Linked DNA regions of Mus musculus: all the other regions are linked to region 2. The links are chromatin loops, found by intact Hi-C in ENCODE. Cell type or tissue: heart. All regions are shown on one strand.

Evidence for each region. Hi-C counts contacts between places; a loop is a spot of excess contacts. Peaks named below come from ENCODE experiments on the same cell type or tissue, not always from the same donor. Only the 100,000 strongest peaks of a DNase experiment are listed, where the experiment ranks them.
Region 1: it touches region 2 in a loop (3.0-fold over the local background); 4 of 42 quality-filtered maps call a loop at or near these places.
Region 3: it touches region 2 in a loop (3-fold over the local background); 3 of 42 quality-filtered maps call a loop at or near these places.

Annotation. Positions count from the first base shown.
Region 1 is chr3:106,543,554-106,551,553 of GRCm38, reverse strand. Cept1 (choline/ethanolaminephosphotransferase 1) reads left to right here and starts at 3,752. Exons shown (of 9, transcript NM_133869.4): 1 at 3,752-3,874. It overlaps Dram2 (DNA-damage regulated autophagy modulator 2), which reads right to left and starts at 3,756. Exons shown (of 9, transcript NM_026013.3): 1 at 3,634-3,756. In heart, a CTCF peak has its summit at 3,803; DNase peaks (open chromatin) are centred at 3,133 and 3,773; H3K4me3 peaks cover 2,796 bases; H3K27ac peaks cover 2,205 bases.
Region 2 is chr3:105,956,367-105,964,366 of GRCm38, reverse strand. It overlaps Atp5pb (ATP synthase peripheral stalk-membrane subunit b), which reads left to right and starts at 5,104. Exons shown (of 7, transcript NM_009725.5): 1 at 5,104-5,219; 2 at 5,469-5,505. The coding sequence starts at 5,180. Wdr77 (WD repeat domain 77) reads right to left here and starts at 4,869. Exons shown (of 10, transcript NM_027432.3): 1 at 4,669-4,869; 2 at 4,229-4,414; 3 at 2,609-2,750; 4 at 2,303-2,352. The coding sequence starts at 4,783. In heart, CTCF peaks have their summits at 3,463 (motif pointing right) and 6,910; a DNase peak (open chromatin) is centred at 5,026; H3K4me3 peaks cover 3,380 bases; H3K27ac peaks cover 2,345 bases.
Region 3 is chr3:105,721,362-105,729,361 of GRCm38, reverse strand. Rap1a (RAS-related protein 1a) reads left to right here. Exons shown (of 8, transcript NM_145541.5): 8 at 398-2,102. Among named protein-coding and RNA genes, the nearest start is that of Inka2, 21 kb to the right of the region's middle. In heart, a CTCF peak has its summit at 3,073 (motif pointing right); a DNase peak (open chromatin) is centred at 6,651.

The DNA.
Region 1 (8,000 bases), 590 kb before region 2:
TTTCATAGAAAATGTGTTTGGCATTTAAAAAGTTAACATGACCTATTCAGCATTTAGGTGTTTAGGTAAAAGGTATGCTTGAAACATTCTGCTCATCCCACTACTAGTAGGAGAGCCTCCTCTCCATTTTACTGCTTTTTACTTCTAAATCCTTAATATCCAAAATGCAGCAGAGGGCTGGAAGGATAGTTCAGTGTAACCCAGAGCCTATGTAAATAAAAGTCAGGTGGGACAGAGTGCCTGTAACCCTAACACTGAGGAGGAAGAGACAGGAGCATGCCTGAGGTTCACTAGTCAGCCTCCTCTACATTGCAAATTCCAGGCCACTGAGGCATTCTATCTTTTGGAAAGGTATATGACACATAATTTCCTCTGTTCTCAACAACCACAGGCATACATATACATCAGCACTTACAGAAAGACACTCAGACACAGACACACAGACATGCACACACAGACAGACAGACACACAGCAGAAAGACTATCTTCTCCATACAACAACTCCTAAGCTCTTTGCATGGAGAAGTAAGCAGTTCCTGAGAAAACTGGATTTGCACAGCTCTTCACTTCTATAGTATGAACATTTAGGAAGGTAAGTGAACTGAATGAGAGAGATGCTACTTCACCAACTGCAAACACAGGAACTCACCCATTTTCACTCAGTAATTATTGAGTAAACAAAAAGCTGACACCAATCATCTTAACTCCAGTAATGGGTTGGATTTTCATTTCAGTAAGCGGTATTATCATTTTCCTCAGATTCTTGGACATTATAGTAACTCTTGCAGAGCAGGCTCTCTCCCCACAATGCTCACATGCTACCACCAAATGATGGCAGTCCTATTTCTGTAAGTCATTCCTTCCTCCCTTCTACTCACTGTATAGTGTAACCATTCTTGTTTAGATTCTCCATTCCTGGTTGAACTGCTTTTCTTCCCCTCCATCCATTCAATCTGCATTTCCAAATTAACAAGTATTCCCCTCCGCAAAATCTTCTTAAAAGTAAAGCTGCGGGATCTTGGGCAAGCTTCAGAATTTATCTGAGCTAGTTCTTCCTTTGAAAAATGCAAATATCGTCAAAAGTTGTACCACACAGTAGTTACTAGAAAGGTACAGTTATTTAAATTAATATATAATAAAATTTCAAATTTCAGTCCTATATTGTAGTCACCACTATCCAAATGCTCAGACCCAGGCTAGTGGCTAGCAACTAGACAAAGTACGGGACATGTTTTTATCATGGAAAAGTCCAGCAGACTCTGCTAGAGAGTTGTTATAGAAGTTAGAGTGACAGCAAGGAAAGACCCTAACATACTGGTGATATACAGTTAATAGTAGTCTTTAATATTATCTGATATTTTTAGATTACATTCAATTTTTTGTTTTATATGTATGGGAGGTAAGGATAGGGGTAGGGGTAGAATGGGGGTTGGGGTGGAGTTAGAGGTGGGTGTATACATGCCCAGGAATCAGTTTTCTCTTTCCACTACATGTGTCCCAGGAAATGAACTCAGGCCATCAGCATTGCTAGTAAATATCTCACATGCTGAGCCATCTCACATATTTTAAGCCATCTAAAAGAATAGCTGTTTCAGTGAGGTTTATTCAAATACTGAGATAACAGATGTTAGGTTCCTTCCTAAGGTGGTCTTTTCATAAGGTGAGAGAGAAACTGTTCTCAAAATGTCAATTTTCACAACTGCCCAAACCGGTTCCCTTTTCAAATCCTGAAATCTATATACAAAGATGATACATTATCATTTCAAACACATGATTTTAAGCAGCACACAAATACTAGCCAATGAACCAACAGTGTCTGTGGCCTGAACACTAGAATGCAGCACTGTGAGCAAAATGTTTCCTTTAAGGACCTAATGCTTGAGATCTTTTATAATAGTGATCTATCAGCGGTAATTTTTAAAAAAAGTTTTAATTGTAGGAAGTCAATTTTCTTATTGTTTGGCACAGCATTTCCCTAACCCCTGGATGTTATCTTTTTTTAAAAAAATCCATAATTAACACTTTCTAATTATTGAGTTTCAGGCAAATTTCAAATTTCTGGGATGTAGTATTCTATGTGAAATATAAGTATAAAATACTATAACAATTCATAAATTGCAGTCATAACTACCCATACATGGCTGCATATAATTTTTTTGAGGTATTAAATACTTGTATGTGTTTAGGCTTTGAAGATTCTAGCTGTTTAAACTGACTGCTTAGAAGCAAGGCAGGGCTTAAAATATTGTTAAGAGTCTTTCGGAGACAAGTGAGAAACCAAAGTAGACAGGAAGAGTAACATGGAAGACTAACAACTGTCCAGTGCCTTCCCCTCCAAAAAGGAAACGTGAGAGCAGTCTCAGACCAACAGGATTACGAGTGTAATGTTTAACTATTTTATGGGTCAAAGCATTCAAGAACCCTTTTAAAGAGTGTTTGCATAGCAAACAAGAGGCCTTAAGTTCAATTTCCAGAACCAAAAAAGAAAGCTTTAAGATGACTTAAAAATATATAAGAAAACTTCACACAACAGTAAGGATATTTAACAAATTTTTTTGCATCTCTTACCCATCTCCTCTGCTTACTTTGAAGCTCCATGAGTCAGAAATCCAGTTACATTTTTTATTTTCATAAGCATTTAAAAGCCACTGGTAATAAAAAGAACCTTTTTAATGTTGTCTCTTCTAAGTGGTAATAACTAAAGAATAACAAAAGTGTAAACTCTGGATGTTCCAAGTGAATGAACAGGTGGCCCCAGGTTTTTTTCAGAGGCGAATAGAAATATCAGGCCACAAACAAAGCATAACAAGGACTATTTTCCTAAATTCTAATATGGCCTCTTGACAAATGTAACATTTTCCAATGGCTAATCTCAAAGCATCTAGTTTCACTGCCAATAAATTAAAATTTGATAACGCAGCCCCGATAGATTAAAAAAATGTTGCATTCGGTATGTAAATTAAAATTGGGAAAGCTGGAAAACTTATTCCTGTCTCAGTGCTTTACAAAGGAAAGCAGCTGTTAGGATTCCCAGGACTTGTGATTTCCTTTCAACTAGGGACCACTCCCTTTGAAACACAATCATGGGGTGGAGACAGAGCTCTGTGTAAACACAAGGTCACCACTGGTCTCAGTTTTGAACTTCCTCAGCCCCAACCAAGTAGAAATAAGGGCACAGGGATGACAAAGGGTATTAGGGCAAAGGTTTCCTTAGTTGATTCAACAAAAGCAACCCCTTGCACACACACTCCTAAGTCTTGTAGTACAAGAGTTTCACTGTCCCTGGCACCAGAAAAATATAAGGGACACCATGCTTGGCACGACGCATCGCTTGGGATGAAGTGGTGGTAGAGGTACTAAAGAAGAGAAAAAGTAGGACGCGGAGACCTCAGCCTAGTTGTCATCTCCCGTGATTCGTGGGTTCCCGGAGCTGGCTCGCGACTCTAGTCGTGGGTGTCACGAAGTTCACGGAACCAGGTGAAGCTACCGAGGTTCGCGTGGCTCGCGCGCCCGTGGGACCAAGGGGGCTCGCGTTGTGCCCTCGCTCTTGGCTTGCGAACCACACTTCGACACAGCACCCAAGTAGAAAACCTGCCGAGCGCCAGGCCAGGCACTTTTCCCCCTCCCACTCACCTTCTTTCCTGTCCCCGACCAGCCAGCTCCAGCCTCAAAGTGCAGAACAGGCCCACTGTAGGAGCCTGGGCGGAGCCCCGGGGCGCGCTCCCGAGTAGCTCGGAGGCGCGCCTCAACCTTTTCTGAGTCCCCCCTCTTTACGGCAATCGTGAAAGTGTCGTGAACGTGCTGCCGCCTATCAGTCACTCAGTCGCCTGGAGTCGGAGTTGCTATTTCTAGGCTTGTGCTTGTTGGGTTCGGGGTAAGGCTGCGGGGGCCCGGCCTAGGGAAGGGGCGGGGATGTTGCGGACGTGGCGGGGCGGTTTTGTCCCGGGAGGAGCGGAGCGAGGGCCGGAGGCTCTGGGCTAGACAGAACTGGGTAGCTGCGGACGGACTAGCTGAAGGGGAACGCCGTCCTTGCTGGCGCTGGGTGGCCTCGCGCGCGGGGTTGTGGGCACGGCGAGGGGCGACGGCCAGTCCCGAAGGCTCCGGAGTCGGAGGTGGAGGGGCGCCTGCGCGGTATGCGAGCCGTGGTCGTGGGAGGGAGCACCCCAGGCTAACCCCCGGTGAGCCGAGGGCTGGGGCGCTGGCTTCGCGGAACCGACCTTGTCTGGCGGGTCCACACCCTCCTGGCCCGGTGTTGCCAAGTCCAAGAACCGTGCAGCATCCTGTGCGGTCTTTGCTGTCCTTTTGGGAGGCGGTTAGTGATGTTTCCTGGCTCGGGCCACGCTTCTTGTTGGGCAACTTTTCTAGAAATTTCAACCCATATTGACAGGCTCAGAGATTGCCAGCTAGAGTTTTATTTCAGTCGCGTTCTTAGAAGGAGATTGCTGGGGTTTTTGCCTGTGTTCCCAGGAATGCTTGGCTGAACCTCAAGCTTTACATTTTACCGAGTTTGAGTTTTCCAGTTTGATGCTTGGCATTTTGATACCAGTTTTTACCAATGTTGTATCATTGCTGTTGAATATATGGCATTGCTAAAACTCTAACTCACCAGGCAACGTCTATTGCAGCAGGAGGCAAATTCATAGTCAGTTTTCAACGAGTATAGGAACTTTGTAAGTTGTTAGAATATTTCCTTTCTACTTTACAACTGTCAGGAATGTGTTCAGAATGTGTGTTGAATTGACTGGCTCAAACACAAGGAAACTGTATAAGACATTTGGAGCATTACCAATTTAAAACTATTGGCATTCGATGAGATTTGAAGCTTCAAAATCATTTTGCTACATATTTAGCCTATGCTGAGAATAACTGAAGTCCCTGTACAGCTGGTCATAAAGACACAACCCTTCCTTTTAAGAAACGAAGTAGGTAAATCTGACTCTCACATTACCAATTACATTTTATTGCATAGCACTTTCTTTTCTAAACTACATTTTGCTTTCTTCTTCTTCTTCTTCTTCTTCTTCTTCTTCTTCTTCTTCTTCTTCTTCTTTTCTTCTTTTCTTCTTTTTTTTATGGTTGGTTGGGTTTTTTTTCTAGACAAAGTTTCACTATGTATCCTTGGCTGTTCTGGTACTTGCTGTGTAGACCAGATCCGCACCAACTCAGGGATCCCCCTGCTTCTCTCTACCTTCTTAGTGCTGGAATCACAGGTGTGCACCACCACCCAGCTATATTTTGCTCTTTAAACTGGCTAGAAATGCTGGTGGTGCTCATTTTGAGGGCCATGCAGTGCTGTTTTTAAGAGAATATAAAAAAGAATACAGCTCTAGGCTTTTGGTCCCTCCTCCTCTGAAGTTATTTCCCCCTTTAAGGAACACACAATTTCACTTCAGCAAAACACCAGATCTAAGCAGTACTGTCTGCTTCTGAGTACAGAAAAGCCCCCCTGCCCCCAGACAAACATGTTTTATGTATCATTTGTTAAATAATGCTGAACTTATTCCTATGATCCTATTAATTTATTTATTTTTCTTTCTCTTGTTTTTCTTTCTCTTTTCTTCTATGGTCCCTTCCCTAATAGTCTCAGCCATTAGTATTTTACTTTAAGTAATGGCAGAGGTCAGAAAGCTGTATACCACTGAATCCCACTGAAATGCTTGTAAACATACTGTTGAATCAGTGCTGATAAAAACCTGGAACCCTTGTACATGGGTGGGGATCATGGGGGTGGGGCAGAAGGGAAGTTCTAGAATTTCACACAAGTTGGATATTGTGTAAGTTTACTTTATGGTCTGCTCAGCAGTTGAGTTTTCTGTTTCTGTTTTTGTTTTAAATGTGATACTTATCAGATGCCCCCTCCCACCCCGTCCATGACAGGACTAAAGTGGGTCAGACACTGTTACCCTGTGTTTTTCATGGGAGACTTGAAAACTTACAAATTGATGGATTTTAGTAAATTTATTCATTAACCATTGTTTCTTTGTCAAGCATATATCCATGCCTAATGGAAAAATGCTTTTGTCAGAAAATGACCCCTCTATGCCTCCAAAAAGTTATTTATACGATAACTTGGTTGAGGACGAGACTCATTCACCCCCACTCACACACCCTTTTGCATTTCCTGAGAACGTAGACTGCTATATCTTTCTAGGTCTAGAACAACCAAGTGCTCATTAAATACTAGAAGAATCATACTCAATAAATACTGATTTTCTTTTTCATGTCAACGGTGGTATGAGACTGTGGGGAAAAGAATGTTAACAAGACAGGAATGGGCCTACGGTCATGGAACTTAAGGAGCACTGTTGAGGGTAAAGACAAAATAAAGCCCTACAAACAAAACCTTCAAAGTCAGATAAGCGTTACAGGAAAGTAGAGCACTAGGGTCAGGTTGTAGCAGGAGGGAGGGTGTTTACTGAGTACAAGTGGAAAGGCTACCACAGCGGTCAATATTGTAAACTGAATTTCCACAGGCAGCCAATTTTTTTTTCAGTTTAAAATTACTTTCATAATTATGAAAGCCTGTTCTCAGTTAACAGGCTGTACTCTAGAATTGTAGGCTTTGTTACAAGCTCATTGGGAATTTTCCATTCAATCTAAGTAAAACTCGATGCTTAACCTCAGCCTGTGAACCCCTGCGTTCAGTGATGCTTCTCACTTCCTTTTCCTATCTGATGTACTTTTGTTCTACCTTTGTGATTTCCTAGGTACCCGAATAAGGCACACTTTACTGTCCCATTCTCTGCTTCTTGGACTATTCTTTATCCTGCTCTTACTACCGCGTTTACTCTTTTCTTCTGAAATGGGTAGAAAAGTTTGATGACTTCCACCCCTATTCAAAATGCATTCTTTCAACTCTTTTCTGTCTCAGCACTTTATTTTCTGTATAGTGTGTGTCATGCCGTGGTGTGATGTTACTGCTTGCTCACTGGGCTTTAGTACCTGCTGGGTGTGGGAACCTGACCATGCCTGTCTTGTATAGTAGGCACATTTGACACTTAGAACTTTCCTTTCATAAACAGTACCTTGACTCGTGTGTTTCTAGGCAATCAGCAATAACTTTTACTTTGCTGGGTTATTTTTAACTTTTATTTTTTTATGATTTTAATTTCTTCTGTAGTAAGGAACGATTTTCTGCCTACCTTGTTGGACATAGGCCTGACCACACACAATATTTGTAATGTCTTCCAAACTTCCATTCTCACACTCTTTATTCTTCCTCTTCTAAGCTCCCATTTGCTGCTCCTTTGGTGTACGTTAGCTTTCCTTTGGTAAAATTCAGATACCCATGGTCTGTAGTTGTTTTCCCATTAGCACTGGGTGCTCTCCCATGGGGTTGAAGAAGGAAAGGTGGAGATGACCTGGAACAGTGTCAGCAACTTCTGACTGTTGGCATAGGTTGAAAGTAAAGCAGTCATCAGTGTGTCTGGGATACTTGCGCCTGAATTCACATTTACAGTGCTGTTACTGGAAGCTGTACAGAGAGACAAAGTTGCTAGATTGAAATGTTCAAAAAACTCATTACCTTTTAAAAATGTATGGTTGACATAATGGCTAGGTCAGAAACAAATTCTCAACAATGTATTTTTCTAATGAACCCATAAAAGGTTAAGAGAAATTAGGTCATGAGGGGAAAATCTTAAAAGGAAAGTATCAGTTTGTCAGCTCGTCCTGCCAAATACTTAAACTTAAAACCATTAGGATCAGCTGCTTGTAGCTATCAGCTAAAATAGGCTAGTGCCCTCTGTGTACTGCCTTTAACAAAATAACAAACAATGTGAGGATGGAACAGATTGAGCCAACACAATAAAAATGGAACCAGCTCAACTTTTATTTCTCTTTCAAGAGGAATTCCATAAGAGCTGACTATAGAATGTCAAATATTAAAAAAAAAAAGTACCATCCAGTTTAGTTATAGAGAAATTGGCTACTATAGCCATACATGATGACACTATAATACTACTACTCAAAATATTAAAAAACGTATCATCCAGTTTAGT
Region 2 (8,000 bases):
TTGACAGGCTATAAACTGCAACAATCACAGTAAAAGTTAATAGTTATAAAACCAGAAAAAGCTAGCAGAAATGAAGAAGTGGTAAAGACAATCTGATTATAGGCTTAAGAAGAAGAGGAAGGGAGTTTGCAGTATAGACGTGAGACGTGAGGCTTGCTGACTCTAGAACAATGTCCATATTCACAGAACACATACCTCTAAGCACGACACACCTGAGAGTTCTGGTGTTTTCTGATGTGCTTTCCCATCACACGCCTCCCACCCTATAGGCTGAGCTCATTCATACCTCCCTTCCAGCCCAGGTCTTCCATGCCAGTGTTGGAAGCCTGAAAACCTAAGGCGCTCAAACTAAGAGCCAAAGAGCAAAGGGACAGCTGCAAGAACTCAGTGAATAGAATGTAGCTGTCTCAGGCATCCCACACATACCAGTGTGGCTCCGTGGTTGCCTCTTTGTTTCTAACAGTGAAAACTGAAAAACAAAACAATTGTTTCTCTAAGGACATAACCAACTGGCTTGTATGTATTAACAAACCAAGTTGGACTTTTTTCTAAAACAAAGTGAAATCTAATGCTGCTAACAGTAAAAGTAAATTGGTTTTTGTCATTGTTTGTAAACAGTTTCTATAAATAGGTTACAGACTTTAAAAAAGACATATGCTTAGAAAAAATAATATGCCAATAAATGATATGCTAAAAAAGTTAACTTCTTGGCAACTACCTACCTTTTAATAAAATATTCATTAAATGTATGTGTGGCTGGGCAGAAATTCACCTGCCTCTACCTCCCAAGTGCTGGAATTAAAGGCATGCACCACCACTGCCGGGCCATTTAAATCTTTTTGTTAACAACTTTAAAATGGGCAAGCTTTAAATTCTTTTGGGCAGTCTATATCCAATGAATGAATGAATGTCACCAATTAGCTAGAGACTGAAGGAATCACTGATGTCATTTAGTCAGCCCTTGCAGAGTAGCCAGAATGGTTCTGCCTTTAGGACTAAGTCAACCTCGATCCTCCTCTCACTCTAGTACCCATCTTCATGAACTCAAAATTCATAAAGAATTGCTACCAAACTAAATTCAACTCCTAAGCAAAGCCGAAAGGACAATAAAGTGATGAAAGCCCCAGACAGACATTTTATAGAAGTGAACATTCAAGAGTGAGATTCAAAAGTCTTGGGCAGGAGATGGCTCAATCAGTGAAGTACTTTCCACACCAGCATGAAGACCTGAATTCAACCACAGAACTATTATTATTTAAAAAAAAGAAAGAAAGAAAACCAAGCACGGTAGCTCGTGCTTGTAATCCCAGCACTGCAGAGACAGAGACAAGTGAATCCTTGTGGCTCCCTGGCTCCATGTCCTAGTCAGAGAATCAGTCTCAAAAAACAAAGTAGACATCTTCAAAGCTGACCTCTGGCCTCCACACACATGCACATCCTCCCCCCCCAACACACACACAAGTCTCGGTCTGAGAAGAGCAAGGCTCTACTGTCTAGATTAAGCTGCTGCACAGCTTACTGTCATAAGGCTTGAATGCTGACAAGAAAGTAGGATCTTGATCTGCAGGCTACAAGAAAGCAATGAAGAACCAAGAGTCACAGACTGCAGGTGAAGATGTGAGTGTGACTCTATTGCTAAAGCCCGACGGGCCATGGAAGGTAAGATATGGACAGGAAGGACTAATCAAATGAGACCCAACAGAACCTGACGAACCTGAGGGTAAGAGGATGGATGGAGGCTATCAGCCCACTTCAGTTTAATGGGGATGGCTCCCACAGGATCGTCTATTTAAAATGTCTGGCTCCCATTGGTGGACTACTTAGGAAGAATTTTGAGGTGTGGCCAAGTGTACTGGAGATGGACTACGAGGTTTCAAAAGCCCACACCAAGCCAGTCTTGCTATCTTTCTGCCACATGCTTGTGAATTAGAATGTAAGCTCTTAGCTACTGCTCCAGCACCAGGCTCTGCCTACTGGCCCACGCTCCTTGCTGTGACAGTCAAAAAACCCTCTGAAACTCTAAGCAAGCCCTCAAATAAATGTTTTTTCCTTGATCATGGTGTTGTTTCACAGCAAGAGAACAGAACTAAGACACCCACTTAGTCAAAAGGCTGTGAGACTATCAACCGAAACGGGAGCACAAAGAAATGGACAGGAAGCAGATAATGGAACCTGACTGTAGTTTTGGGGTAAGGAAAGACCAATCAAAAGAACCCAGACTGGCTACTACTGTTACCCAAACACTGTTCAAATATCCCAAAGGGGAAAGAAAAGATAACTATAGGCAGGACTCAACACTTACCTCGGTATGAATTCAGTGATACCTGCTGAGCCAGGTCCCAAATTTTGATGCTACAATGCAAAAAAAAAATAGGAATATTAACTTGCAGTATCAACATTAAAATATACCCATACAACATGTCCCACTTCTGTTTCCTAGACTCCTGCTGTTTTATTTACAATGCACTACCAAGTCTCTTAGGAAACAGACATGCCATTACTCACTAGACTAAAAACAGCCCAAAGCATTTTACATAATGAAATTAACAGGATAGATGGGATATCCACAGGAAGTCTAGATATAGAAATAATGAAAACAGGGACTCACCAGCAGTCTTTGCTACCACTGACAGCTTGTGTGCCAGAGCTCAGGACAGTGACAGTAGACACAATGTCATCATGCTCATACTTGCAGAACTTGCTGACTATAAGTGTCTCGTTCTCATCTAGCTCCCACAATTCAACAGCACCTGTTGGGGACAGAGCGGGGTGAGGTGCAGACAAGGGAAGCATGAGCCTGGGTTGTACCAAGGCAGGAACTCCTGCCTAGGACTCAAGCAAGAATTGCTACTGAGCCAACTGTAAAAGCAAAGTCCACGTCACTAACGGCTTAGCTGACTTCCAGGCCGTTTGGTTTTGTTACCCTACTGCTTTCCTAACAGGCCAGATGCCTATGAGGAAAACTCCTGGAGATAGGGAAATAAGATGTAAAATCAATTCTAGTGCTTCCAGAAAGCAGGTCCTAAGCAATCGGTTCCCAGAGAGCCTTATTTAGATAACAGTTCAGTGACGATGTCTCTTCCCAGGTATGCAGACACTAGTAAATATTTGCTTACATAAAATGTCTTGAAATACTTCTAAGATTTATATTATATATATGATCACACTGTCACTGACAAACCAGAAGAGGCCATCTGATCCAATTACAAATGGTTGTAAACCACCATGTGGTTGCTGGGATGTGAACTCATGAGCTCTGGAAGAGCAGCCACTCACTGTCTTGAAATATTCTAATTTCAACTGTCAGTCTCATTCACTAACATTCTACTTTTCAATTGCCATGTTCTACCTAACACTTAAGAATGTTTGTATGTGAGAGAGATGTTCTGATTTTAAGCGCACAGGTGTTTTGCTTTCATCTATGTCTATTCATCAAGTGCATGCAGTGCCCATGGAGGCCAAAAGATGGCACTGGCTTCCCTAAGACTGTAGTTACAAGGTTGTTAGTGGAATGTGGGTGCTGGGTGTCCAACTTGGGTCCTCTGAAAAAGTAGTTAACACTTATCACCACTGGATCATCTCTCCAGACCCAAAATAAATCTATTTTAATCTTTGAGACAGGGTTTTCCCTACTTCCCTACGTACCTATGGCTGGCCTGGAACTGGATATGGAGAACAGGCCGGCCTCCAACTCACAGAGCTCTGCCTGCGGCTGCTGGGATTACAGGCAGCACCTATACCCAGCTTCCACCAACTTATATAAATTCTGACTTTCTTTAATCTGCTTAATTCTGAGAACTCCATACACGCATACAATGTAGTCTGACTATATTCATCCCTAGCTTGTCCAACATTTACCCTCCATCACCTACCAACTTCATTTCTTTGTCTTTTTTAATGCCAAAGCCTACATTTCTCAGCCTGACACTCAAAGAAAGGTGGGATTAAGGACTGTCCAGTGACAGAGCAGTTGCCTAGCAAGGTGAGTCAATTCACAGCACATAGCAAACACAACAGCAAAAGAAAACAGGAGGCTAGGCACGGTGGCACACGTCTTTAATTACAGCACAGAGGAAGACTTCTGTGAGTTCAAGGCCAGCCTGGTCTACTTAGTTTCTGGGACAGCCAAGCCAATAAGGTAAACAACCCTGCTTCTAAATAATAAAACACCTTTTCCCATCCTACCCTGTACCCAACTCTTCAATTCCAGGGGAGGGGGATCACTCACCTGAATCAGAAGCCACTAGGATACCTTTGTCCCCCACCCAAGTGAGGTCAGCTACTCCAGCCTCGGTCTGGACGCCAGCAGAGCAGAAACCTTCGTTGGGGGCCGCACTAGGATCCTTGAAAAACCACAGAGAACCTACCCAGCAGCGACCACTCAGGCTGGAGACCCCGAGCAGAAGGGAACCATCTACGGTGGGGAGAGCAAAGTTATAAGGTGTCAGATGGAAGGCCTTGTTTCTATGGTAACCTCACAGAACCCCGTGGCGGGACCAGTCTGAATCTGAGATCGGATTTGTGGAGCTGAGCTGGGGCAGGGCCAGGACGCCAGGTATGGCCGAGGAGGGCCACACGGCGCTGGGAGGACTCGAGAGGGTCAGCACCGGGAGAGGGCACCCGAGACTGGGGGTAAAGGGGCTTCCAGGCCCCGGGATCTCGGCTCACCAGACCGGTACCGTGCAGCCTCCAATTGACGTTCCATGCATGCGGGCGCATTGGGGGGCAGGTTCCACTCGCGGGCCGCCGGGGGCACGAGCGGAGGAGGGGTGTCCTTCCGCATCTCCACGATTCCAAATCTAACCTAGACCCAGACTCGACGAGAGACCCTGACTCGGCGCCGGAGGGACCGCACACGTGGTGTACCTCTGCGCAACCGCCCCTCTCCGAGGGAATTCGCTCTACTTCTCGCGAGAATTGTGTCTACCCTTCCAGCCTGCTTTTCCGTCTCCTGTCCCCGCAGCGGGATTTTGTTTGTTTCCCTCCCTCAGCCCCACCCATTTTTTCTCCTCTTCTCGCGATAGTGGGGAGGGGGCGGGGAAAAAGCCGAGAACTTCCGAGAAAAAGCGAGCTGATCTCTTCTCGCGAGATGTGCGAGCGGCCATCTTGCTCCTGCCCCTGACAGGCTCGGGTCGGGGTCACAGGGACACGGAGCCCGCTGTCCCGCTCTTCGCAGACAATGCTGTCCCGGGTGGTGCTTTCTGCTGCCGCCACAGCGGGTGAGAGACGTAGAGCCTAGGTTAGCGTAGCAGGGTGACTAGGAAGAAGCCAGGCCGGGGAGGCGGGAAGCGGGTAGAGGACGGACTGCGGCGTTTGGGCCCGAGCTCACCCACGGGAGCGATCTGGAGAGCTCCCGGGCCGCCCAGCATCTCAGGGCGCGGCAGAGACGGATGCCAGGGCCGACACCCGGGAAGGTAGAAACGCGATTTCTCCTTGACTTTGCTAACCTCCGTCTTGTGTATTTCCAGCCCCGTGTCTGAAGAACGCGGCCGCCCTAGGTCCAGGGTGAGTGTCACCACGTCTTATTCTCTTTCCATTTCCTAGCGTCAAGCCAAAAATTGCTGTTTTCCTTCACGTTAGCCAGCTTGCATACTCATTCGGACGTTTGTTCTTCTAATTGCCTTGAACATGATCCTGTTCCTTCCTCTGACAAACACCAAAGAGAGGCTCACCCCTCGTTGTGACCTTCAGCGACACACAACCAAGTTACTGGCTTACTTACCCCCAAGGACAGATCTGGTTAAATACAGCAAAATAAAACCTATTGTTTTGGGTGTCTTCCAGATTTCCATCTTTTATTAACCATATCAGGAGGCCGAAAACACATATGGCTTCGTAAATGCTTGTGTTGATGATCACATAATGTGACAGTGGATAACTTTGTGGAGATCACAGTAACAACCCTAGTCCTAGAGACAGCTACACAGTAGCTCCATCCTCTAATCCGTCAGTAAGACTCAACTCGTGAGGATGCTTTGAGTCTGACTACTTTCACTACCATTGTTACAGCATGAAGCCGCTGCCCACAGTTCTGAAATGGACAATTTCACTAGGCTTTCAGTCTTAACATCTGTTTTTATCCCAATACAGTCCATTCTCAATGTAGCAGAGAGATCTTGGCAGTTCCCCCCACTTAAAACCCTTCAGAGCTCATATCCCTATTGCAATAAAATCTAAACATAGCAAAACCAAGAAAACCTGAATTAACCTCATCTGTGTCTTGGGTCTTTTTTTATGTACTGTTAATGCCAGCCCTGCTTTCTCCAAAGAATGTCAAACTCTTTTTTTTTTTTTTAATAATTTTATTTTTGTGTGCGTGTGTGCTTGCAGAGGCAGAGAAAAAGGTATTAGATCTGCAGCTGGAGTTAGAGGTTGCTGTGGGCAGCCCAGCATAGGTTCTGGGAACCAAATCTGGTCCTGTGAAGAGCAGTAAGCACTCTTGACCGTCTTTCAGCTTTAAGCTCTTTGGTTGTCATTCACCTTGTGGCTTGAGAGATGTGAGTATAGGTGAGGCATTAAGGAAAGATGAATGTAGAAAATTTGCAGGGGCTGGGTTAGCCCGTGCTGTTACTTGTTTTCTGTGGACAGAGGAGAGCCTGCTGAAGAGTTTTCAAGTCAGATCACGATTTAGAAGCATTGGCAGTAATATGAAAGAGCTATATTTAAGGAATATTTGACAAGAAGAGCCATCAGGTTTGGAGTTGTTAAAATAGTTTTAAGAAAATGAAAATAAAGGCTTCAACTGAGATGGTAGTTAAAAGTTCTAAAAATTCTCTCATGGTATGATCTAAACCAGTAGGATTCAGCCTTTAGCTGATTTTCCAGGTGACATTTGACAGTGTCTGAAAATGTTTTTGGTTGCTACCATTCAGCAGCTACAGGGATACTTCTAAACATGCACAGAAGAGCCATCTATCTGCAGCAAAGAACTATGCAGGCCAAATGTTAATCAGGTTGGAGCTGAGAAACCCTAATTTATATGAAAGGATCTCTACCATGGTTCTTCAGTTTCGAAGCTTGGTGGGGTCACTGATGTTTTAGAGGCATAAGGTGATACTCAGAAGGAGGACATAGGACTGAGAGAGTAGCTCAGTGATAGGAAATCCTGTAAAACTCTTAAAGTGCATGGAGTATAGAGATGTAGAGAGTAAAGGACATGTGAGATAGGAAGTGGGGAAGAATCACCCTCAGAACCTTAAGGAGACCTACCTTTGACTACAAATGTGAATGAAAAGCAAAGACTTTATCAGAAGCCTAATCAGACATCAGCCTGCTGTAATTACTCAAAAGAATACACCATAGACTGTTTTAATACAAATAATGTACAAGTCTATTATGCTGGTATAATATAATAGTTCAAGCTTAGAAGTGGAAGAGCAAGATCTAATAGTTATTTAAAAAACAAACACAAAATACTACTTGGAATTTAGAGCTCACCATCTCCCTTCCCCATATAACAATAAAAATGTGGAAAGGTTTTTGTCAGGCAGGCAGAATTGTGAGGGAACTTGAGTGTTTACTACAGATGTATATGACTGTTAACCTTGGAGCAAAAAAATAGGAACAAATGAGTTGAGGTTCCCAAGATTTATATACAGCTCAAAGATTAAACATAATCAGAATTACTGCAAACTGAGAAGACCTGTTTCACATAGAGTGAGCAGTCCTACATCAAAGGGACTATTTTGAATCAAGGTTCTTAATATCAGGTTGCTTATAGTAGTGTTGGCATTTAGGTTGGCATTCATGTGGAACCTACTATAGGACAGACACTTAAAAATGTTACATAAATTAACAGACTTCACAATGGCCTGTAAAGAAATCTGACATTACACAAACTTGAGTTCTAGGGGCTTGTGAGATGGCTTAGGGTAAGATGTCTGCCACTAAACCTGACAGGTATACTTGAATTCTGTTCCCAGACCCATGTGCTGGTAGAAGAGAAACAACTCCCACAAGTTGTCCTCTGACCTTCTCGTGTGGCAGTGTCCATGCAAATA
Region 3 (8,000 bases), 240 kb after region 2:
TTATATAGGGTGTTAGATAAAATGTGAAATACTGAGTGTAATAAAAGCAGGGCAGACAAAAATTGACTACTAACTGACTACTAATTCTGTCTTTTATATTTGACTTTGAACTTTTGGGACAGTCTGTGTACTTCAAACTGTAATCAAGGTCAGACTTAAACTCCTGACCCTCATGCCACTATGCCCAGCTTATGTTTGAGCATGTTTAATGGGAAAGTCAGATAGCTCTTCTACTGAAGTAGCTTAATGGACTTCAGTTCCTTAGGAATGAATGTTCAGTGCTGTCATCCCTCCTGTCATTAGATAGCTCTTTATTGATATTGATATTGATATTGATATTGATATTGATATTGAGAGAACCCTAGCTCTATGTGTCTGTGTCTCTTCAATGTTCCAGATTACAGAAATGAAGAACTGTTGCCTAATTGGAAAGTGCCAGCATTCCAGACTTCAAAAACGAAATCTGAAGAGGCTTCTCCTGTTTTATATATTATGTGAAGAATTTAGATCTTATATTGGTTTGCACAAGTTCCCTGGAGACAAAGTTGCTCTGTGTATATCTCTTGGAAATAAGACATAGTATTTCTCCTTTGCAATAGCAGTTATAACAGATGTGAAATAAGATACTTGACTCTAATACAATTATACAGAAGAGCATGGATGCATTTCAAATGTTAGATGTACTACTATAATCAAATGATTTCATATTGACGTTTTTATCATGACTCCTCCCTGTCAAGCACTAAAAAATTGAACCATCATACTTTATATCTGTAATGATATAGATTATGAAATCTCCTCTCAAACTCATTGCAGCAGATAACTTTTTTGAGTCATTGACTTCATTTTATATTTAAAATTATGAAAATATCATCTGTCATTATATTCTAATTAAAATTGTTTGTGCATAATGCTTTGGAAAAATGGGTCTTTTATAGGGAAAAACTGGGATAACTGATTTCTATGGCTTTCAAAGCTAGAATATATAATATACTAAACCAACTCTAATATTGCTTCTTGTGTTTTACTGTCAGATTAAATTACAGCTTTTATGGATGATTAAATTTTAGTACATTTTCATTTGGTTTGTGTCTTTTTGTTATTGTTTATTGACATAGTCCTTTATTTTATAATGACCACATTGTTTAGAGTGCAGCAGTAGCTCTTCCTTTCTGCCTGGATTCAGCAGAACACTTGGCTTTAAACTACCCTAACTGGTGATCTCTCTAGGAACAGACCTCGCACTCCTGCTCTAGATAGAGTTATTCCTACTATACAGTAAGATGCACCATGTGACATAGAATAGTTTTATATATACTCTCTTGACCTTAAAGATTGTATCATATTGAATAAAGTATCCCACTCTGTATTATTTTTATATGTAAAAAGATAAGTTCAATACTGTATTACCAGGGTTTGACTTTGACTATCGCAAATCCTACATACACAGTTTGTAACTTCATCCAGGGAATCCTTGCCATTGTTAATTTGTTGGTGTGTGTCCACCAATGAAGTGTTAAATGAAAATTTTCAAACTTGCTCTCTAGTAGATGGAAGAACTTGAGGGAAGTGGTTGCAAGTCAGAACACAAAAAGGGACGTGTGACTTGACTGTATGAGCAGTGTAGAGGAATGCTGTGAAGATGGATACAGCAGCTTGCTGGCTGTACAGAGGTGCTTTTCTTTTCCTTCCCAGTTGCATTTTACAAAGGTGGGGCATATGTAGGACATGGAGCCAGGGCGATACTGCTGTATGTTCTCCATGAAGAAAGAGAAAGCAAATGGCCTGTTGGCCAGGTGCATACAGGAGAAGAAAGCAGATTGCAAGCTTAGGAAACCCTGTGCCTTGTCCCTGAAAATCAAGGAGACCAGTCCTAGAAAGTAAATCTTTGCTCAGGGATCTAGATATGGTCTCATTGCAACTAGGTGTGAAGGTGTTCATGCCTTGCTGAGATATGCCAGGTGTGTGGACAGCCCTTTAGTTACCAAGTCAGCTTTCAAATGTAAGATCCAACCAACCTGAAGAAATGTCAAAAAGTACTGTTTGAAACATTGGAAATTGTATTCTTTTGATATTCTAATAAACTTAGCTACTTAACATTTCCCTTCTCTTTATCCAGTTATACATGTCTGTGACTAAGAGGCAAAACCTTAAGCTAAACTAAAATGCAAGTAGAAGGATAGGGTCCATTTGTCCCAGAAAGAGGAGCTGGGCTCTTTGATTGTGGTTGTCTTTTAAGGGAGGTCTTGTTATACCACTCAGGCTGGCTTCAAACTTCTGGGTTCAGGTGAATCTCCTGCCTCAGTGTCTCAAGTAGCTAGGATTACAGGAATATATCACTGTGTGACCAATTAGGGACATACCATATTTTAAGGACTTCTGAAGTCATTATGCTTTGAAATACTTCTCACACATTTCTTTGGACTTAAAAATCATGGACAGACAGACCTCTCACAAACCAGCTAAAATATCTAAATACGTTATATCACGTGGGTTGTGTAGATATTTGTTAAATTAAAATAGTCTCACCAGTAACACAGACTGATTTTATCAGTTTCCTTTGACACATCTTACACTCCTCCCTTGGGTTAAAGGTAAAACAAAAACAAAAACAAAAAAAAAAACAAAAAAACACCCTTTTGACATTGAAGGATATTCAAGCCAGAGGGATGCAGTGTTATCCAAGGGAAATTTGTACTTGCTGAGCAACATGTAAAGGTGTCCTGTTAAGAGAGAGGGCTATATTTTTATAGTGTCTTTATGTGAACTCCTTGGTCTTGGGAAGGGCAACTGAAGGCAAGATGTATTTTCATAGCCAAGACATGGAGAGTTTCTAGGGTATTAATTTGAATCTCATGATGCATATCTATGAACAAATTACGTAGTAGTGTTTATGGCTATTTCAAGTATAATAGCTTTGATTTTGTGAATAACAATTTAATTTAAAGGAAGCTTGATGCTACAATTGGTAGGTTTTTAATTTTCCCAACTAGACCACAAGCAACTTTAATGACTTGATGCCTCCAATCTAATTTTATAATTAACAGTAAATGCAAGTGCATCACCTTACCCTCCACCAGGGGGAGCTTCGGTATCATATGATGCTTCTACCAGCATTTCCTTACAAAGACTCATGGAGTTTACAACTTAATTAGGCAAAAAATAGACACAAAATTTTGGGAAGGTATGAATACCATTAACTTAATGCACTGTAGCCACTTTAGTATGTATTTTTCTTAATGTTTGGAGAAACAGTGGCTGCTAGCATGTGACTGCCATCTCCCCACAGCTCTGAACTCACCTTGGTCTGCCATCCTCATCTGCCATCATCAGAGAACTCCTTTTACTCCTCAATAAGACCGTCTCCTTTTCCGAAGTTGTGATGTTCTTTTTTGTCTACTTGACTAAAACAAGTGATTTGGAGTCATTTTTCTCTCCTTAAGAATCGTAATAAAACATTCTGCATGCCTTGAGTCCAGTCACTTTAAAATAGCTACCCTGTGTACCCTCACAGGTCAACAAATGTTTGTCAGTCATATGTCTGAGTTTTGGTTAGGGACCAAGGGTCAGAAAGAGAAACAGTGAGTACTGTATTCCTTTCCTGACCGATACTCTTAGGATGTTAGTCAACAACATGTCTCTTATAAATTATGTGTTGAAATTAGCTTGTGAAGAAGCTCTCTCATAATTTAGAGGAGGAAAATTACACTTTTATTTGGGTCTTTGCTTATTTACGGTGCTAAATATAGAGTGAAGTGGCCCCACAACCATCCACACCAAGCATCAAAAGACACTTTGGTTTGCTCATCCAGACTCTGGAAAGAGCAAATGAATGTGAGCAGTGAGCGTGTCTGCCTACCCAGCTAGTAGCATTAATGCTACTCAGTATAAACAGATGTTCTTACAGATACAGTGTGGCACTTAGGTTGGTCTTGGGTTTCTCTTCCTGAAGTTTTGCCTTGAATCTATTGACTGTGCAGTCCTCTTAACTTTATCATGTTTAAATGTTCTTGTAAGAACAGCTAGAGACTTTGAACTGACTGCCTAGTTCTTTTTTGGGAAGGCAACATGGATCCTGTTTTCCAGATATTAACAGCCTTCAAAGGAAACTTGAGAGTTGCAAGTGCTTTGGGCTTGTTAAGAAGCAGACAACTATAGCTCTAGGCCCAACTGCTAATTGCTTGAGCAAGAGACTGGCTGTTCCCATAAAAGAAAATTTTTAATAAACCTTCCCATTTAAACAGTTGTGTGGCTCTTACATTGAACTGATGTTTTCAGTAATTTTCTTTAATCTTACCTATGTTCAAATTTTTACACTACAGTTGGAGTGCATACAAAGCAGAAAAACATGATCTTTTTTTTAGATATTTATTTTTATTTGATGTGCATTGGTGTTTTGCCCCCATGTATGTTTGAAGGTGCTAGAATTGGAGGGGCAGACAGTGAGTTGTGAGTTGTAGTGTGGGTGCTGAGAATTGAACTCAGGACCTCTGGAAGAGCAACCAGAGCTCTTAACTGCTGAGCCATCTCTTCAGCCCCCGTACATGATCTTTATATGCCTATCAACAGTTACTATATTTGTACTGTCTGAATTCATGGTATACAACAACATACGCCAGTTCCTCCACGTGTAGACTTTTAATCTTTAGGAAATGGCCAAAGATTGTGCTGGGGAATTGAGTGAGAGAGTACCCCCAAGTGCTTTCTGTGCAAACATAGGGACTTGAGTTCAGATTTCTAGCACTCACACACACATATAAAAGGTAAGGCCTAGTGATAACTGTAATCCCAACACTGGGAAGTGAAGACAGATGTGCCCAGGAACTCACTGTCCATTAAGTCTAGCCAGACAGTGAGCTCCAGGTTCAATGAGAGACCCTGTCTTAATGCAAAGTAGAGAGCAATAGATGTAGACACTCAACATTGACCTCGGGCCTACAAAAGCATATGCAAGGTACATGCACTTACACATTTGAATATGGTACACACACCACACATACAGATAGATGAAACTGCTGAAAACCCCATGTGTTTATTACAGTGAATGCTGTAAAACTTGTACAGAGGGCAACAGGAATGAGGGTGGAAGATGTATATGTCCTTGTGTTGGTTATATGAGCAAGGACTGAAAATGTGAGCCCATGCAACTGCATTGGAGAAAGAAAGGCCTTCCTTCACATTGGGAAAGGTTATGACGAGGTCACCGTGGCTGGAGGAGAGTGAACACGAGTAAGAATACTGTAGATAATAGAATTAGGTAGGCTGAATGTAGACAGGGAAAATCAGTATTAGTCTGTGTGGTATTCATGGGAAGAATTTTACAAAAGGTACAACATAGAATCAATAATATGTCATCAAAACCACAGTTGTGGGCTGGGGGGATGGCTCAGTACATAAGAGCACTTGTTGCTCTCGAAGAAGTCCCAGAACCCAAAATGGCAGCTCACAGCCATCTAACTCTAGGTCCTGGGGTACTGACCCTTTTCTGGTTTCATGGGCACTGCACTGCACATATGTGGTGAACATATATATACATAAAGATAAAACACTCATATATATGCAGCATTTATTCTTTATGAACATCTGCTCCTGACATCTTGGTTCTCAAAGATGTCAGAGAAGATTAAGGAGAATAAGCTCTTGCCCTTAGTTCTGTGTTAGCTGACATGATTGTCCTCCTCAGGTTAGCACAGGCAGGACACTCTGTAACTGCTAACTCTCCCTCTCTGCCCTTACACTACAGGTGAGGCAGCAACCCCTCTGGCTGTCTAGGGTTGCGCTGAATCAGTTTTTAGTCATGTCAAGTAGGTACTAGCTTCTTCATTAACATCCCATTGCCATGCCCTTCCTTGTGGGTGGGAAATCCACGGGCCACAGCTATTAATGCAATTCCTGGCCAACTTGCCTAAGCATCACTGAGATCTTCCTCTCCAGCTGGATGGGCTATAGTTTGAAGGGACATCTGTTAAGGGAGTGCTAGCCATTCAGCCTTCCCAATTTGAAAAGTAGGACTTGGAGCCGTGGAGGTGGGGCCTGCCTGGCCCTTGTGCACTGTGCAGAGCTAAAAGAATCGTGAAGACACTATTTGATCCTATACTCCCATCAGAGTCCTAAGGCCTGTACCAAGAGCTCTGGAGTTCTTTGGACCCCTGAAACCAGTGTTGAAAAACTAACCAGTTTCTGGAATCAGAGTTTACTAATTTGATGCTTGCAACCTCAAGAGAGAGTCTGAACAATCGCTTCACTCAGTTTAGCCTAAGGCTCTGTGGTGATGACCAAGGTCCTTGGACCAGTGGTGGATCTGACTTGAACATGAACATGGTCTGAGGTGGCCAGGGAGCTGGTACACAGGGGTTCTGATGCTTTTCTTTCTTCATTTGGAAGAAATTTTGTTGCTTTTTTATCCCCAAAGTACTTGATAACAGGCCTATGGAGAAGGTGGCACCGTGGCAGTGAGGGTCTAGTGTAAGTAAGCCAGCCCAGTGAGTCAATCCCAGCACTCGTGCACACACACACACGCACACACACACTCCATCTGTGTAAGTTTCTGATGACCACCCCTCTCCCTCAACTTCCAGACAAGTGCCTGTGTACCTTTTGCCTTTCTGGCAAGCAGGGCCTGGTGGGGAGACAATGCCTGGAGTGTAGCCAGAGGTGGGACTGGAGGTAGAGAAGGCACTCACCACCCAACTCTCAATTTCCTTCCCCGCTACACTGCTCACCCACCCCTCCCTTAATAGTCACACTAAGGGGAGGAGGATCTAGCAGGCTTGGTGTTCTGGAACATCAGAGCATGACAATTTAGGGAACATCCTGGGGTAGGAAGGTCTGGGGCCAGATATTGATATAAAAAAAAGCGTGTCCACGAAGGTGATCCAGGTCAGGAAGAGTGGAGGAAAGAGGCTAGGCAAGAAGGGGACTTCTTCAGTAACTACTGAGAGAAAAGTAGCTAATCACCTGAAAGGCCTGAGCTGCCCAATGACAACAGAAGGTGAGGTCGATTCCACAGCCAGCCAGAATTAAAAGCCAAGCAGTGGACCAGGGACAGTTCTGTACAACAGCTTGACGAGGGGCCTGTATACTGTTTCCTGCTCTGACAATAACTGGTCATGGCTCCCCTCTTTTCTGGGGACTAGACTTCGGTGTTGTGAAATGCAGGGGCAGGGGTCGACTAAGAAAGGCTTGGCCACTGGCTGTTCCTAAACAGGATAAACTAAAGGTGGGCTCAGCTCAGAGCTCCCTGGGAGGTGGAGATCACACAGGCAGCAGCCCTGTGCTCAGTACTGGAGGCAGAAAGACTGAGTACTCACTAGCTTGGAGGTGGTCACAGGTCTGGAGGAGAAGTGAGAGTATGTGCAGAAGCAGAAGTGACTCACCAACCCAAGTAAGTACTGGGGGTTAAGTCAAGGCACAGATGAGACCTACGGGAGGGCTCTCAAGCTGGGGAAATAAAAGGCAGTCAGAGCAGAACTGAACTTGTTGGGACAGCACAGGCAGACCCAAAACTTGGAACAGCTTGAGGTACTTTGGTGGGTAAAGTGAGTGAAATGCCAGAAACAAGGTCAGTCAGGCCAGTTGGGAGTCTACTTGAGCTCTCTGACACTTGGGACAGACAGGAAGACAGAATCAAGACAGATCCCACACACAACTGGTACCCTTACAAAGCCCCAACTTTGGATGAGGACATCTTCCCCCCTTTGAACTGGCAGCAATTCCAGATGGGTGCCCAAACTACCCTGCCTGGCCAGAAGAGGGGAGACACAGTGTTGGAAGGAGTTAAAAAAATGAACAGAAGTACAGAACACTGACTCCTGTTGTCCCTGCATAGGGTAGAGTCCAGTCAGGGATCCTGCTTGAGGAGATGCAGAGAAAAGGAAAACTTAAGATTGTCAAGATCCCCTGTGAGAGCTATGGGGCACACTGATTGGAGGCCTCTGACCAGCACAGGGATGCTTTCAGGGAACCGTAGGGCTGGTGAGGAGAGAGGACACCAGTGGGAG